Linked DNA regions of Homo sapiens: region 2 is linked to region 1. The links are chromatin loops, found by intact Hi-C in ENCODE. Cell type or tissue: CD14-positive monocyte. All regions are shown on one strand. Each heading gives the region's core, and the rest is flanking DNA. Links, peaks and the distances in the headings are about the cores only. Region 1 holds the start of LOC124900870 (a long non-coding RNA gene). Region 2 overlaps LOC105377549 (a long non-coding RNA gene).

The links. Hi-C counts contacts between places; a loop is a spot of excess contacts. Peaks named below come from ENCODE experiments on the same cell type or tissue, not always from the same donor. Only the 100,000 strongest peaks of a DNase experiment are listed, where the experiment ranks them.
Region 2: a loop joins it to region 1, with 2.4 times the contacts of the local background. A loop is called at or near these places in 4 of 110 quality-filtered maps.

The regions. Positions count from the first base shown.
Region 1 is chr4:174,524,598-174,532,429 of GRCh38, forward strand. It overlaps LOC105377548 (a long non-coding RNA gene), which reads left to right. Exons shown (of 7, transcript XR_007058492.1): 3 at 2,215-2,311; 4 at 5,497-7,832. It overlaps LOC124900870 (a long non-coding RNA gene), which reads right to left and starts at 5,090. Exons shown (of 2, transcript XR_007058494.1): 1 at 4,949-5,090; 2 at 4,113-4,686. In CD14-positive monocyte, for the core only: no CTCF peak of the experiment used is centred there; a DNase peak (open chromatin) is centred at 3,824.
Region 2 is chr4:174,612,754-174,621,258 of GRCh38, forward strand. LOC105377549 (a long non-coding RNA gene) reads left to right here. Exons shown (of 4, transcript XR_939492.3): 4 at 1,203-1,744. Among named protein-coding and RNA genes, the nearest start is that of HPGD, 95 kb to the left of the region's middle. RefSeq lists a silencer at 1,071-1,271. In CD14-positive monocyte, for the core only: no CTCF peak of the experiment used is centred there; a DNase peak (open chromatin) is centred at 4,118; H3K4me3 peaks cover 539 bases; H3K27ac peaks cover 602 bases.

The DNA of each region.
Region 1 (7,832 bases), core at 2,798-5,297:
ATTCCTTATTATAAAGTAAGCTTTTCTAAAAAAAAAAAAAAAGGTGAAAATTAAAATAGGTGAAGCATATTAAACACTATTACAGAGCCTGCCACAAAGTATTAATACATTAATATTAGTCCCAACATATTACTTCTGAAATATTAATGAATAATAAATGTGAGATAGAGAAAAATGTGAAGAATAGGTTTTTTTAGTAGATAGCAAGGACTGAGGTCTAGAGAAAACTTAGTACCCCTTCATCCCTTTCCCTCCTCTCAATTTCCACTGCCACTGTCCAGATTCATATTTTCTCCTATGATAGCAAACAGCAGTTAGCTTCTCATTACCTCCAAATACGCCCCCCACTTTTTTTCGCATTGTGAGATGCTTTTATTACAGTGAATTAAACTGCTTACCAAACAGTGATCTTTGTAAGGAAGGATTTTTTCCCTTTTTAGTTGACATGGAATAACTGTGCATATTTATGTGATCTATATATACAGAGTGATATATATGTACGGAGTGATATATCAATACATGTATACAATGTATAGTGACAAAATCAGGATATTTGATTATTAGCATATTTATTAACTCAAATGTTTATCATTGCTTGTGTTGTGTACATTCAAAATCCTCTCTTCTGGCTTTTAGAACCTATACACTAAATTATTGTTAACCATATTCACCTTACATGTGTTCTAGAAAACACTAGAACTTATCCTCTAATCTAGCTGTTTCTTCGTATCCGTAAACCAGCCTCTCCCTATACACATCTCCCCTTACCCTTCCCAGCCTCTGATAACCACAATTCTACTCTCTACTTCTATAAGGTTTTTTTTTAGCTTTCACATATGACTAAGAACATGCAATATTTATCTTTCTGTACCTGACTTATTTCATTTAATTGCTCCACATTTCTTAAATCCAATTTACCTTCTGCACTTCTCCTAGGAAAATTTCTAAAACTGATCTGATCGTGTTTAGATATTCTCATGTTTAAAATCCTTAAAATATCTAAACTCCTGGGCATCACATCTGAGGTGTTCCATGCCCCATGTCTTTCTTGTGGCCCTTCTTTACATGCCAGGAAGCTGTGTGTCAGTCACAGGTTTAGCATCCCTGATCTAAAAATCTGAAATCCTAATTGCTCCAAAATCTGAGCCTTCCTGGACTGTGATGTAAGCAAGATATAAACTTCTTATCTGTTGAGCCTTTGCATGTTTGTTTCTATTTTCTATCACAGCCTAACCTAATATATCTCCCAATAGAAAAAATCCTCCCAAATGTCCCTGATGACTAAATCATGTAGAACACGGGGCAAATTAAATCTTTTTGGTAGATAGCCATCAGGGCAACCAAATTGGCTAACCTACTAGATCATTTATTGCCATAAAGTCTCCAAATAGACATAAATTACTTACTTATCTAGCAAAACAAAGATAGTGTCATTATACACTGCCTCCCTGGCCCCCACTCCTAAGCAATAATCTTTTTTAAATGAAAGTTTTTGTTAAAAAGTGCTCCAACAATCTGAAACATGACAAGTGGAAAATTCCACATGTAAGTACTAGATACAAACTTGGTTTCATGTACAAAATTATTAAAATGCAAAAGATTATTTTCAGGCTATATGTATAATATGTATGTGAAACAAATAAATTTTATGGTTAGACTTAGGTCTCAGCCCCAAGGTATCTCATTATGTACATGCAAATACAAAATCCCCCCAAAATTCTGAAATCTGAAATACTTCTAGTCCTAAGCATTTTGGATAAGGGACACTCACCTGTATAGCCTATAAATAAGAATGTTCTTACAAAATTATATGGATGATGGTTTATCTCAAATTTAACTTTGTTTTAGCTAAGAATTATGTTTTTAATAACACAAATCACTGTGATGACAGAAATATATAGCTGATGTAATGTCCTGAACATAGAAGCTGAGAAATGCATATAAAAATCAGAGGAGTGGGGAGATGTTGACTGGGTAAGCAGCCCTTTTTTGGTTTTATAATATACCACATATAATGTTCTATAGATATTTTAAATTCAAAATAGACTTTTAATATAAAATATGGGAACATTCTTCTCCAAAAACCCATTATCAATATATTTCTGTTATATAAAAAGATAATCACAACATATGGGAAATCTCACCATCCTATTAAAATTTTCCATCTTCTCTTGAACACATATCTCATATTTATATATACTTTTCTTTGGTCAGCGTGTATTGCGCGTGTACTTTGGGTGGCCCTGTGCTGCGTCAGCTGGAAGGGATCCAGAGAAAAAGACAGAGCCCTCTTTGAAGACATCCAGAGAGAGTAAGCTCCTTATGATCCTGTGATTGGTATTTCCATGGTAGAGATCTGATAGCTGCATAGGAAAACAGTTGAAGAAAGTGGGAGGGCAAAGATACTCAAGAGGAGCGGGTATCAAACGGCAAAGGCCTGAGGGCATGGAGAGTGGCTATGTTTTAACTGACACATGGCTTCCTAGCATGTAGAGAGCTGTATTTGATTTAGTTTTGCAAACGAAGTTCTCTTAAAAACAAATGCAGCGCAATGATGCAAAGTTAAGAGAGGTGATTATTCCTTTAATGCAATTACAAGTGTTGAGTGTTGAACATTTACTCAGAAGCAGCCATCTCTTACTGTCTACACATACAGCCTCTGGAATCAGACCGCTTGGGTTTTAATCCAGCTCTACCATCTACTAGCTCTGTGACTTTTGGATAGTTACTTAATTTATCTGAATCTCAGCTTCCTCATCAGTAAAATGAGGATAATAGCAGCACCTATTTCATAAAGTTGTTGTGAAGACTATACTAAGTTAGATACAAGTCAAGTGCTTAGACCAGTGACCGGCACATAGCAAATGTTATATAAATGCTATTATCATTAAGCACTATACATATATAATTGCGTTTATTATTTACAACCAAGCTGTGAGGTAGTTATTATTGTGGTAATTTTATAGATGAGCAAAACACGTTTAAGGAGTTTGGGGAATCTGGTCAAGGTCACTTATCTAGAAAATGAAGGAGGAGGCTTTGACACAAGGTGTGGCTGACTACTGAGTATTACTTCTTTTTTGAAAATTAAACTCTTAATTTTGAGATAACTGTAGCTGAGCAGTACTTTTAGCCCTGTCTGAATGGCGATTTATTTAAGAAATACAAGTTGAATATAGACTGAAATCAGCACTCTTTGAGCAAATATATATTTTCCCATACCCTAGTGTCTGTCAGCTCAGTTCTGACCTGTTAGGCCAGGCTAGTCTTAAATTGATTTTTCCTTTATCCCATGCACACTGGTGAGCACAGACATTCCAAGAAGCACTCAATCACAGGCCCAGGCTCAGAGGCAGGCCAGTCACTCACCTGATAGACATGTTTACTGAATTTTAAAATAATGACATATCAATCAATACAAAAATAAGCTTTTTCTTTATTGAAACAAACAAACAAAAACCACTGCTGGCATAAGACAGTTACTGCTAGTACTGGGGTCTGGGGCTTGTTTTGACTTTGCTACCACAAGCTACAATAGAGGAGCTGACTTTTTAAATAGCTACTATGTTTTTGTTCCTTTGTAAGTTATTTCATTTAGTTTTCTTGCTAACCCTGCAAGGTAAGTAGTAGTATCCTCATTTTACAGTTGAAGAAAATGAGCCTCATGGAAGACAAGGGACTGATACCAGAACTTAGCAACAAACTTGGGTACACATCCAAGTCACATGGCTCCAAAGCCTTTGCTTTGTCTACTCCACTGAATTCTCTTAGATCTACATTCAAATGCTGTCTCATCCCCTTTGCTAATTGTATGATCTTTGGGTGATTACGTAACCTCTCTGATCCTGTTTCCTGAGCTGTTAAAAGGGGAACAAAATGACATTCCTTGAAGCACCCAGTACAATGCCTGGCACAAATTTGGTGATCAATGAAATATTCTTATTAAGTTTCTTCCTTAATATTCATATTTATTTCTGGATTAAGAGATACTTAGTTGAAAATGGAGAAAGAACAATGATACAGATAGATTTTCAACTCCAGAATATGGTGAGATGTTTCTAACTTTTCTTGGTGTTTCCCAGGGCTGCTATAACAAAATACCATAGACTTGGTGGCTTAAACAACAGAAATTTATTGTCTCACAATTCCTGAGGCTGGAAGTCCAAGATCAAGGTTTTGGAAGGTTTGGTTTCTTCAGGCCTCTCTCCTTGGCTTTCAGATGGTCACTTTCTCGCTGCGTCCTCACACGGCTTTTTCTCTGTGAATGTGTGTCTGTGTGTGTGTCCAAATTTCCTCTTCTTATAAGGACACTAGCAAGATTGGATTACAGTCCGCATGGTCTTATTTTAACTTAATCACCTCTTTAAAGGCTCTAACTTCAAATAGAGCTACATTCTCAGGTATTAGGTGGTAGGGATTCAATGTAAGGATTTGTGGGGGAATACACAATTCAGCCCACAAAACATAGATTTTCCAATCTGGAAATGGAATTCTGTTTACTGACTAAACTATACTGGGGAAACCAACAGATGGATGCATTAAGGATTGAGCCAGTCTTGTGACTTGTACTTAACAAAACACACATTCCTGCAAATGGCAAGAACAGAAAGGCAGTTCAGTTCAGTAACGGGAGAAGCATCTAATGGTCAAAGTTATTCAGTTGCCAAATGGTCAAGTGGTGGTAATCTGTGACACAGAGAAAGAGGAAAAGAAATTCATCACTTACAGGTGGACCTGAAGGCTGAGGAAGAATTTTTGAAAAATTTCTACCCATGTGTTCCAATATTGGGTGGTATCAGTTATAAACAACTACTCTAAAGTAACTTCTACTTAATAGGTTGTGCTCATATAATTTGTACAATTTATTCAACAAATGTGTTTTGGCCACCACAGATATGTCCTGTACTAGGGCATGAGTACATGCAGTAAATAAAACAAATGATCTTACCTCCATGGAGCTTGTAGCCTCTTTGGGGATGCAGACAATAATTTGGTCACAGGCAGGTATATGGGAGCGCATGTCAGAGGGGCTTAACATGGTGAGGTAGAAGAGGCAAGTCTCCTGTAGGAAGTGCTATTTCTCCTGAAGTCTGAAAAATGTTTATGGGTAGAATAGAAGTTAGGAGAAGGGAAGAAGGGGTAGTGCAAAACAGAAGGAGCTGAAGATTCTAGCATCCAGGAGAAAGGGAGAATACTGTGTATCTGAACAATTAAAATAAAGGCTAGAACACGGGGTGCTGATGCGGGATGAGGGAATGGCAGAAGATGAGGCTGGAGAAGAAGAAAGGAGGCACATCACTACGAACATTTTAAGCCATAAGATGGACTTCATATTTCACTCTCAGACAATAGGAAGTCACTGAATGGCTTTAAAACCTAGGGAGACCTCTAAGCTTTGGGTGTTTGAAAGATTATCTTGGTTTAACTTGGAGAATGAATTGCAGTCAGGGGCAATGGAACCACAGCAACTGTATTTTGCCTGTTTTATTGTTATAGGATCTAGGATGTTGGGAAGGAACAAAGAAATTCAGGCATCTCTCCTGAGAAGAGAAAGGGAGTAGAATGCTCCATCATGATGCTAACCACAAGAATTGACTTGACGGGACAGAATCAAGGGGAAGAACGTCAGTGAAACTTCTGGTGACAATCACCCACTTAGGTCTTTATTTTCCATTTTTGCATTTGTCATACTTTTCATAGTAATGAAAACAAATATGTTGTGTATAATACTGGATGTCAGCCTATACATTTGGTTTTTAAATTTGGGGAAGGAAACTTCTTTCCACTCGATTGAGCAGTTTCATCTTTGCAATGTATTTATTCTTTCTGAACTTTTGGGTAGTGTCCTCGTATTAGTCTGTTTTCATGCTGTTGATAAAGACATACCCAAGACTGGGTAATTTATACAGAAAAAGAGGTTTAATGGGCTCACAGTTCCACATGGCTGGGGAAGCCTCACAATCATGGCAGAAGGCAAAAGGTCTGTCTTGTGTGGCGGAAGGCAAAAGGCCCGTCTTATGTGGTGGCAGAAAAGAGAGAATGAGAGCCAAGTGAAAAGGGAAATCCCTTATAAAATCATCAGATTTTGTGAGACTTATTCACTACCACGAGAACAGTATGGGGGAAACTGTCCCTGTAATTCAATTATCTCCCACCAGGTCCCTCTCACAACACGTGGGAATTATGGGAACTTCAATTCAAGATTATATTTGAGTGGGGACACAGCCAAATCATATCAGTCCTAGAAAATTCTTCAGGACTGGCTCTTTTTACTTTTTGGCAATTTAGCCCTCCTGGTCATGAACGAGTTGTCAGATTAGCTTCTCCTAATTTCACACTATGATGGGGAGAAGGAAATGCAGGTTTTCTGCTCTTAAAAGATTCCACATACTGTTTGGACCCTCCCGTGCATAGTGGAGAGAATAACTTTATTCATTCTGTGATTATCCAGTAGGAAGTCTTATCAGACAGGAGGCCCTCTGGAGGGTCCTAGCAACACTGACCTAAACCTCAGAGCACTCGAGTGAACACCCAAAGTCCTCTGTGGAGAAATGATGTAGAGTCTTGAATGGGAATATGTTGCTAATGGGTCATTAGTAATTTGAGTGTCTTTTCAGCTGGCGTCAAAACAGGCCCTATTCCTCAGTACCCGGTATCAAGAGAAGACAACTTTCAGAAGCCCATTGCCTAGACTTGGAGGAGGCTCTTAATATGTTTTTTTTCCACATTTCATAAATTCTTAGGATTTTTTAAATTTAATATCCTTTATGAACTAAGGTCAACAAAACTTTAATCAGTGAATATATTTTTGGTTCTGAGAGTTAGAACACTCCTCCCTTTTAAAACAAAAAAGTTTTTAGAATTTTGTTGTTAAATATATCTGGACATATGAAGAAAACTGAAGTTATCAGCCTTTTCAATTGAATCCTGACACTGAAATTGTCTTTTGAAACTTACTTTTGTGTAACTATCCTGGCTCACTGGCACTCTGCTCTGGAATTAAATTTCCCTAATTTCTGTCAACTTTTTGAATCTGCAACAGTGGGAGCATATGATATGCTGTATGAGTAACTGCACAAGTTATTGTTAGAAAAATTCCTACTGATAAGCCCTATGAGTTTTATCTGTAACTGTGCAAGTAACCTAAGTATCTTGTGGAATTAGAGGCAATAGTCTGTTTTACAAAGAGTAGGAGAGAGAGAGAAAGAGGTAGAGACAAAGACCAAGACCAGGAGAGGAAGAAGGAGAGAGACAGAAAGGGAGGCAGAGGGAAGAAAGGAAAGAAGAAAGAAAGAAAACATTAGCATAATTTTCCAAGAATAGGCATCTCAGTGTCTTGCCTAGAAATCAAGGTCTTCCTCTGCTCAGAAGCACAGAAACTGTCCAGGAGGGGAAGCTCTAAGTAACGATAACAATAGAAACTGATTGGCTTGACAATGAGATAAGACCAGGTATGTTCCCGGTGACCCACAGTGAAGGAAAATTCAGTTTTTGCACAGTTTCACTGTGTGGAGAGAATATAGCACCATTACAAAACTTCTTTTAAAGAAAAGACACTTTGGGAATTGGCCTCATCTGTTTTTTTGTAGGCAGTTCAGATAGGAATAAAGGAAAGAAGAAAACATCTCCTTCCTTATTCCCCATCTGTTTATCTCACTATTTCTCATCCTCCTTACAGACACTCAGCTGGAGGTTCACAGATCCAGTTTCTTGTAGATTGCTCCTCAATGTTGTGGGTAATTTTAGGCAAAATATGCAAATTTCTTGTTTGGCATAAGGTTTTTCTTTCTCCTGCTAAAACAAAAATGTTTCCGCTACAAACCATTTAAATA
Region 2 (8,505 bases), core at 3,068-5,567, 88 kb after region 1:
CATTATCAGCATTTTGGGTGAAGCTATTCAACATGTCTCTAGGAAATTCCAAACTTTCCCACATTTTCCTATCTTCTTATGAGCCCTCCAGACTGTTCCAACCCCTGCCTATTACCCCGTTTCAAAGTCAATTCCACATTTTTTGGTATCTTTTCAGCAGTGCCCCACTCTACTGGTACCAGTCCATTACTGTACATTACCAGTCTATTACCAGTCCGTTTTCACACTGCTGATAAAGACATACCCAAGACTGGGCATTTTACAAAAGAAAGAGGTTTAATGGACTCACAGTTCCACATGGCTGGTGAGGCCTTACTATCATGACAGAAGGTGAAAGGCACATCTCACATGGTGGCAGACAGCAGAAGAGAATGAGAGCCAAGAGAAAGGAGTTTCCCCTTATAAAACCATCAGATCTTGTGAGACTTATTCAATACCATGAGAACAGTATGGGAGAAACTGCCCCCATGATTCAAATATCTCCCACTTGGTCCCTTCCACAACACAAGGGAATTATGGGAGCTACAATTCAAGATGAGATCTGGGGGTAGACACAGCCAACCCATATCACCATTCATGAGGGATCCACTCAAACACCTCCCACCAAACCCCACCTCCCACACTGAGGATCACATTACATCATGAGACTTGGAGTGGAAAAAAACATCTAAACCATATTATCAGGTTTAACAAAGAGCAGCAATTCTGGAAAAGTAACTAAATTATGTGGGGAGGCTAATGAAAGATAAGAATTATTTTAACAAAGTCTGTTTGTACAGAATTCTCTTGGCTATGATTCTCTGTCAAATATTTTTTTCTCCTGGTACAGAGAGGGCATTTTTTACATGGCAGTTTTTATCTCCTGTTTTTAGGAAGAAAAGAGAAGATTAGAATGTCCTTTTGCTTCTGCTGTTTATCAAGTGCCTTTATATGAAAAAAATCCTTATATCAAAGAGGTATATTGGGGGTAGGGGAAGCATATTCTTCCACCCTCCATTGGTTTATAAATATCCGTGGCTTACTGAAATCTTAACAATTAGACCATTTCTGTCCTTGTTATATTATTGGGCTCCTAAAGCATTTAGAACATCCTTCTTTTGACAAAGCTTTTTATTTAAGTCTATAATCTTATTGTAGTCTCGAAAGTCTCCTGTATCTGAAGCCCGAATATTCATTCTATTTACCTTCACATTCTTTACTAGGAATCTGAAGCCACCTTAAGGCAAAGGAATGACTTCCATGGAATACAGATGAAGTTGGTAAAAGGAAATACAAAGGAGAAAAAGTACATTTGTTCTGTTCTATGACTATTACTCTGATACACTGGTAATGCTATGATGATGGAAGGAACAAATAAATGTCTCAGGATCTTGATCTTCTGATAATAGAGAGGGAAGTTAACAGTTCCTGTATTTACAGGAACTGTAATAGAGAGGGAAGTTCCTGTATTTACAGGAAGAATTTTAGCAGGGTAAACTTCAAAACCAGTAAAGGCTTGCGTGTTGCTACCATAAAAAAGAACAAGAAAGCCAACCACAAAAATTAAACACTAAATTGAGCAAAGAAAGAAAAGGCAATATTACTACTGAAGTATTAGAGAGCACTCACTACTTCCCTATTTTACCTGCATGTATAACCTATGACGTTACTCATTTATTTCTCTGTATGTCATTTGAGAAGTGACTTATGGAGAGAGAATAGATAAAATAGCATTCCTTAATTAAATATGGTAGGATGCAACGTATACATGACTAATTTGGGATAATATTTCTTGTGTGTGTGTGTGTGTGTGTGTGTGTGTGTGTTTGATAGAGTCTCGCACTGTCGCCCAGGCTGGAGTGCAGTGGCACAATCTCAGCTCACTGCAACCTCTGCCTCCCAGGTTCAAGTGATTCTCCTGCCTCAGCCTCCCAAGTAGCTGGGATTACAGGTGCCTGCCACCACGCCCAGCTAATTGTTTTCGTATTTTTAGTAGAGATGGGGTTTCACTATGTTGGCCAGGCTGGCCTCAAACTCCTGACCTTGTGATCTGCCTGCCTCTTCGTGTGTGTGTGTGTGTTTCTTTTTTGTTTTTGAGACAGATTTTCACTCTTCTCACCTTTTTATATAAAGAAAATGCATCTGGAACATTTAGATCAGTTCTTGACCATATTAAACAAATCTTATAGAATTAACACAAACCATGTTATCTAAATCTTGGGATTTTGAGCCTAAAAGCCTGTGCCTTAATTTATAATCAAAGGTCAAAAAGGTCAGATCTATAAAGAGAAGGTACAATGATGAACACTAGGTGATTGCTTTGAAAACTTTCTTGCAAACGTAGCTTACTTGGGGATTTTTGTTAATATATCTAATTCCGTAAGCCTGGGTGAAGCCTTGGATTCTGTATGACTCAGGAGCCCTTGGGACACTGTAGTGCTCTTAGTGGTAGAGCACCCTTTGAGCAGGATACTGAAGAAGAGCTATTTGACTTGAATGGCCTGGCTGGGTTTCCAAATTTTCTGGGGTGTTCTTGGACTTCTATTTTTCTAATTCACTTATGTAGCATCGTGAAAAGTTTTCTGAATATTCTCATTGGAATCACGTTCAACTTCTAGGTAAATTTGAGAGGAAATAGAAATATTTACAACAGTGAATCTTCCTACTTATTAATTATGCCTTTCTCAAGATATATTCACTTTGTTTTATGTCCATCTGTTAGATTCTGTAATTTTCTGAATAGCAGTTTTGTACATCATTTTGCATGTTTTGTTCCTAGGAACTCTATGTTTATTGCTGGTATCACAAATAGAATCTTTTATATTATTATATTCTCTAATAGGTTATTGATGTTGTGCAAAAGCATCATTGACTATATTGATCTCTCTGCAGAGCTCCTGCTAAACTCTAACAGGTTGTCTATACATATTTTTGAATTTGTTTATGTAGACAAATGTTTACATATAACAGTTATGTCTCTTCTTTTTTTACCCTGCTATCCTTAATTTCTTTTACTTTTTTCTTTTATTGGCAAGGAAATTTCAGCGCAATGTTGATTTTTTAATAGTGGTAGTGACCATTGTTTGTTGCCTTCTCTTAATGGATTATGCAGTTGTTTCTAGAACATATAATATTATTTTCCACCTTGAGAAATTTTCTGATGCCCATTTCTCTGCCAGGAATGTTATTTTGTCCATAGTCCTCATAGAACTGTTTCCTTCACATTAATCATACCAAAGATTCCGTGCCAACCGTGAAAAATTGTTGATTCTTTCAGTATAGTGATAAAAGAACCAAACACAAACTAGCTAAAACAATTTAAGGGAAATTTATTAGCCTCAAACTAAAATGTGCAGAAGTAGATTCTTGCTGTCATCACAATTGTATTTGGTATTGATGGCTCCATTTCTTTCTAAATTCTTGAACAAATTCCCTCTAAGTTGCAAATTTGATAGCAGCCCACTTCTTACAAGCTAAGCAACTCTATTAGGATGGGAACTTCTTCCTACTTAAAGTTAAGCTTCCTCCCTGGTTGGCCTTGCTTGGCTATGTGCTCATCCTCAAACTAATCACTGTTGAGGAGAAAGGACTCATAATTCTCTCTCTGTGGTAGGCAGAGTAGGCCCCTTGACCAAGTCTTACCAAAATTTTCTAAGCACTGAGAACAAATAGTTCACGGATCCATGAGATGCAGCTGGATAGAGCAAAGCATACGAAATCCACTAAATTTGCTTAAAGACATCTTTCCTGACAAGCCCATTTTTAAATTCTGTATCTAAGCTCTTATAAACTATTATGTCATGAATCCTGATTTGTAATTTATTAATTTATGCTTCCTGTACTAGAATATAAACTCCATGACAGAAGGGACACTGCTTTCCTTGTTTACTGTTGCATCTCCAGGATAGAGAGTGATGTATGCTGTATGGGAGGAATTAAATAAATAAACTTAACTGAAAATATCAGGAATCCATAACAGGGAAAAATAACATTCCAGTTTGTACTAAGAGACGGTGATATTGAATATGATAACCTTAACTTCCTTTTGAAATGAGTTGACAAGAAAAAGTTGAAAATTGTCTTTTTGCTTCTCTTTTTTAAGAAGTCAGTTGCCAATTAGATCTACTTGCAGCCTGGAAGAGCTATGACTCACCGTGAACTTGAATGAATGAAGTCTTTAGGCTGATTTTTACACATAATGTCAAAGTTCTCTTTTTCTGGTCGTAGCTACACCTTGCCTTTTATAAGTATTAATTATTAATACATTTTCATACATGTTGTTTATTTGGTTTAAATTCTATCTCTGCCATTTGGGAGGCTGAGGTGGGCCCATCACTTGAGGTCAGGAGTTTGAGACCAGCCTTGCCAACATGGTGAAATTGTGACTATACTAAAAATAAAAAAAATAGCTAGGCATGGTGGTGCACGCCTGTAATCCCAGCTACACAGGAGACGGAGGCAGGAGAAGCATTTGAACCCGGGAGGTGGAGGTTACAGTGAGCTGAGATTGTGCCACTACACTCTAGCCTGGGTAACAAAGCAAGACTCTGTCTCAATAAATAAATAAATAAATAAACAAAGAGACAAACAAACAAATTCTATCTCTGCCACTTACCTGCTATGTTATCTCAGGCATTTTTTTCCCTCATTTCCAGTGGGGTTGACTATTTCTGGCATTTTACTCAACTTCTCTAAAAGCTTTCATTTTCTTGTCTGTAAAAATGGAGTCTTAACCTCTACTCACATTGTATCATAAAGATTAAATGAAATAATGTATTTTGAAAAACCAGTACAATACTTTTCAATAGTAACAATTAAAAATGATCATTATGATTTTATTTGTTTCTAGCTTTTTGATATAGAATATCTGTTTTGGGCAGAATGCATGCCAACCACAATAAAGGTGGCTGGATTTCCTTACCTGCCCTTCATATAAAGTTACCTTTGACATGTGCAGAGTAAATATAGTACCTTCCTGTGCCTTTAAGTTAGCAGTATTTTGCAGTTCCCTAAAGATCATATGGTAGAAGCAACAGTGACTAAGGAGAAAAGGAAAAAACAGGTTAGGACCATTTTCTCAAAAGGTGATAGTGCCAATGGCAGGCACCCAGGCTTCTTGAACTCACCTATGTTCACATTGTTAGTAAAGTAGCAGAAGGAAGGCATGCTAGGAGTTGAACTTCATGTTTTCCACTAACTATCCTAAAGTCAATCCTTCTAATTGTATGGAGTCCTAATTGAGAAAAAGAGTCAGGCTGGCTCCTTTCCAAGAGAAAGCAAAAAGAAGGAAGCAGATAAGCTATAAGTCTGCCTTTTTTTCATGGTCCAGGGCACATAGCTCTCCTGTGCAAATAACTAACAATCTTCCTGCACCCAGTTATCACCAGATCCTCGGCTGATAAAAAATACATGTTAGCTCACTGCAACCTTGGCATTATCAATACTGCACAAAACCCTCATTAGCACACAGCACAAGCACCCTATTCCCCAGCCAGCCTTTATCTCCTTGCAGTCAGCTCCTCTCTTGCTAGTCTGCCTGTTGCTCCCTTGTAATATATTTTCTTATCTTCTCTAATAAATCTGCCCTCCTTTACCTATTACTGTTTTGGTAACTTCTTATCACCTGCACCATTGGCCCAGATAGTCACCACTCACCTATGACAAACTGGCTTGTAAAATAATTTCTAGGGTTATTATATACCAATATATTATATAGGTTTATCATGAAAGATGGTAGTTTACCTTTGAAGTAGTATAAAATATGCCAAGCAAAAAAAAAAAAAAAGGTAGAAATAAACGCAGGTGTCTGAGCAGCAGGCACGGTCTGAGCTATCCAGATCTTTGTGACTGAAACTTTCCTTTAGGCAGGTCCACTCCTTCACCTAAGCCACATGCTCTCTTACATTCTTGCTCCCAGTGTCATGCCCTTGATTTGTCCTTCTAGAACTTTCTATGTGAAAATATTCAAAGTACAGTGTGAGGGGAGCTCAAATAGTAGGGGAATGCAGGACCCCACTTTTGTAGGGAGAACTTCATGAGATGTCAAAGCCCAGTAAAGTGAAAGGTAGCTAGAACTAAAGGGCTAGAGGGAGGCAAATATTGCTGAAAGCCTGCATTTAGAGACAGAGAATTGCAGGACAAAGGAGACACTTCATACAGGAGAGCTCTGGCTGGCATCTGGCAGGTGCACTCTGGGATGAAGCTTCCAGAGGAAAGATCAGGCAGCAATCTTTGCTGTTCTGCAGCCTTCGCTGCTGATAGCAGGCAAACAGGGTTGGGAATGGACCTCCAGCAAACTCCAGCAGACGGGCAGCAGAGGGGCCTGATTGTCAGATTGTCAGAATGAAAACAAACAAACAGAAAGGAATAGCACGTCCACTCAAAGACCCCATCTGAAGGTCACCAACATCAAAGACCAAAGGTAGATAAATCCACAAAGATGGGGAGAAGCCAGCACAAAAAGGCTGAAAATTCCAAAAGACAGAATGCCTTTTCTCTTCCACAGGATAACAACTCCTTGCCAGCAAGGGAACAAAGCTGGAAGAAAAATGAGTTTGATGAATTGACAGAACTCGGCTTCAGAAGGTGGGTAATAACAAACTCCTCCGAGCTAAAGGAACAGGTTCTAACCCAATGCAAGGAAGCTAAGAACCTTGAAAAAACGTTAGATGAACTGCTAGCTAGAATAACCAGTGTAGAGAAGAACATAAATGACCTGACGGAGCTGAAAAACTTCACTTCATGAAGCACGCACAAGTTTCAATAGCCGAATCGATCAAGTGGAAGAAAGGATATCAGTGATTGAAGATCAACTTAATGAAATAAAGAGAGAAGACAAGATTAGAGAAAAAAGACTAAAAAGGAATGAACAAAGCCTCCAAGAAATATGGGACTATGTGAAAAGACCAAATCAACATTTGATTGGTGTACCTGAAAGTGACGAGGAGAATGCAATCAAGTTGGAAAACACTCCTCAGGATATTATCCAGGAGAACTTCCCCAACCTAGCAAGACAGGCCAACATTCAACTTCAGGAAATACAGGAGCACCACAAAGATACTCCTCGAGAAGAGCAACCCCAAAACACATAATCATCAGATTCACCAAGGTTGAAATGAAGGAAAAAATGTTAAGGGCAGCCACAGAGAAAGGTCAGGTTACCCACAAAGAGGAACCCATCAGACTAACAGCGGATCTCTCGGCAGAAACTCTACAAGCCAGAAGAGATTGGGGACCAATATTCAACATTCTTAAAAGAATTTCAACCCAGAATTTCATATCCAGCCAAAATAAGCTTCTCCTTCATAAGCGAAGGAGAAATAAAATCCTTTACAGACAAGCAAATGCTGAGAGATTTTTGTCACCACCAGGCCTGCTTTACAAGAGCTCTTGAAGGAAGCACTAAACATGGAAAGGAACAACCGGTACTAGCCACTCAAAAAACATACCAAATTGTAAAGGACATCGACTCTACGAAGAAACTGCATCAACTAACAGGCAAAACAACCAGCTGGTATCATAATGACAGGATCAGATTCACACATAACAATATTAACCTTAAATGTAAACTGGTTAAGTGCCCCAATTAAAAGACACAGACTGGCAAATTGGATAAAGAGTCAAGACCCATCAGTGTACTATATTCAGGAGACCCATCTCACATGCAAAAACACACATAGGCTCAAAATAAAGAGATGGAGGAATATTTACAAGCAAATGGAAAGTAAAAAAAAGCAGGAGTTGCAATCCTAATCTCTGATGAAACAGACTTTAAACCAACAAAGATCAAAAGAGACAAAGAAGGGCATTACATAGTGGTAAAGGGATCAATACAGCAAGAAGAGCTAGCTATCCCAAATATATATGCACCCAATACAGGAGCACCCAGATTCATAAATTAAGTTCATAGAGACCTACAAAGAGACTTAGACTCCCATACAATAATAGTGGGTGACTTTAACATCCCACTGTCAATATTAGACAGATCAAGACAGAAAATCAACACGGATATTCAGGACTTGAACTCAGCTCTGGACCAAGCAGACCTAATAGACATCTACAGAACGCTCCACCCCAAATTAACAGAATATACATTCTTCTCGGCACCACATCGCACTTATTCTAAAATTGACTACATAATTGGAAGTGAAACACTCCTCAGCAAATGCAAAAGAACAGAAATCATAACAGTCTCTCAGACCACAGTGCAATCAAAGTAGAACTCAGGATTAAGAAACTCACTCAAAACTGCACAACTACATGGAAACTGAACAACCTGCTCCTGAGTGACTACTGGGTAAGTAAAGAAATGAAGGCAGAAATAAAGATGTTCTTTGAAACCAATGAGAACGAAGACACAACGTACCAGAATCTCTGGGACACATTTAAAACAGTGTGTGGAGGGAAATTTATAGCAATAAAAGCCCACAGGAGAAAGCAAGAAAGATCTAAAATGGACACCCTAACATCAAAATTAAAAGAACTACAGAAGCAACAGCAAACAAATTCAAAATCCAGCAGAAGACA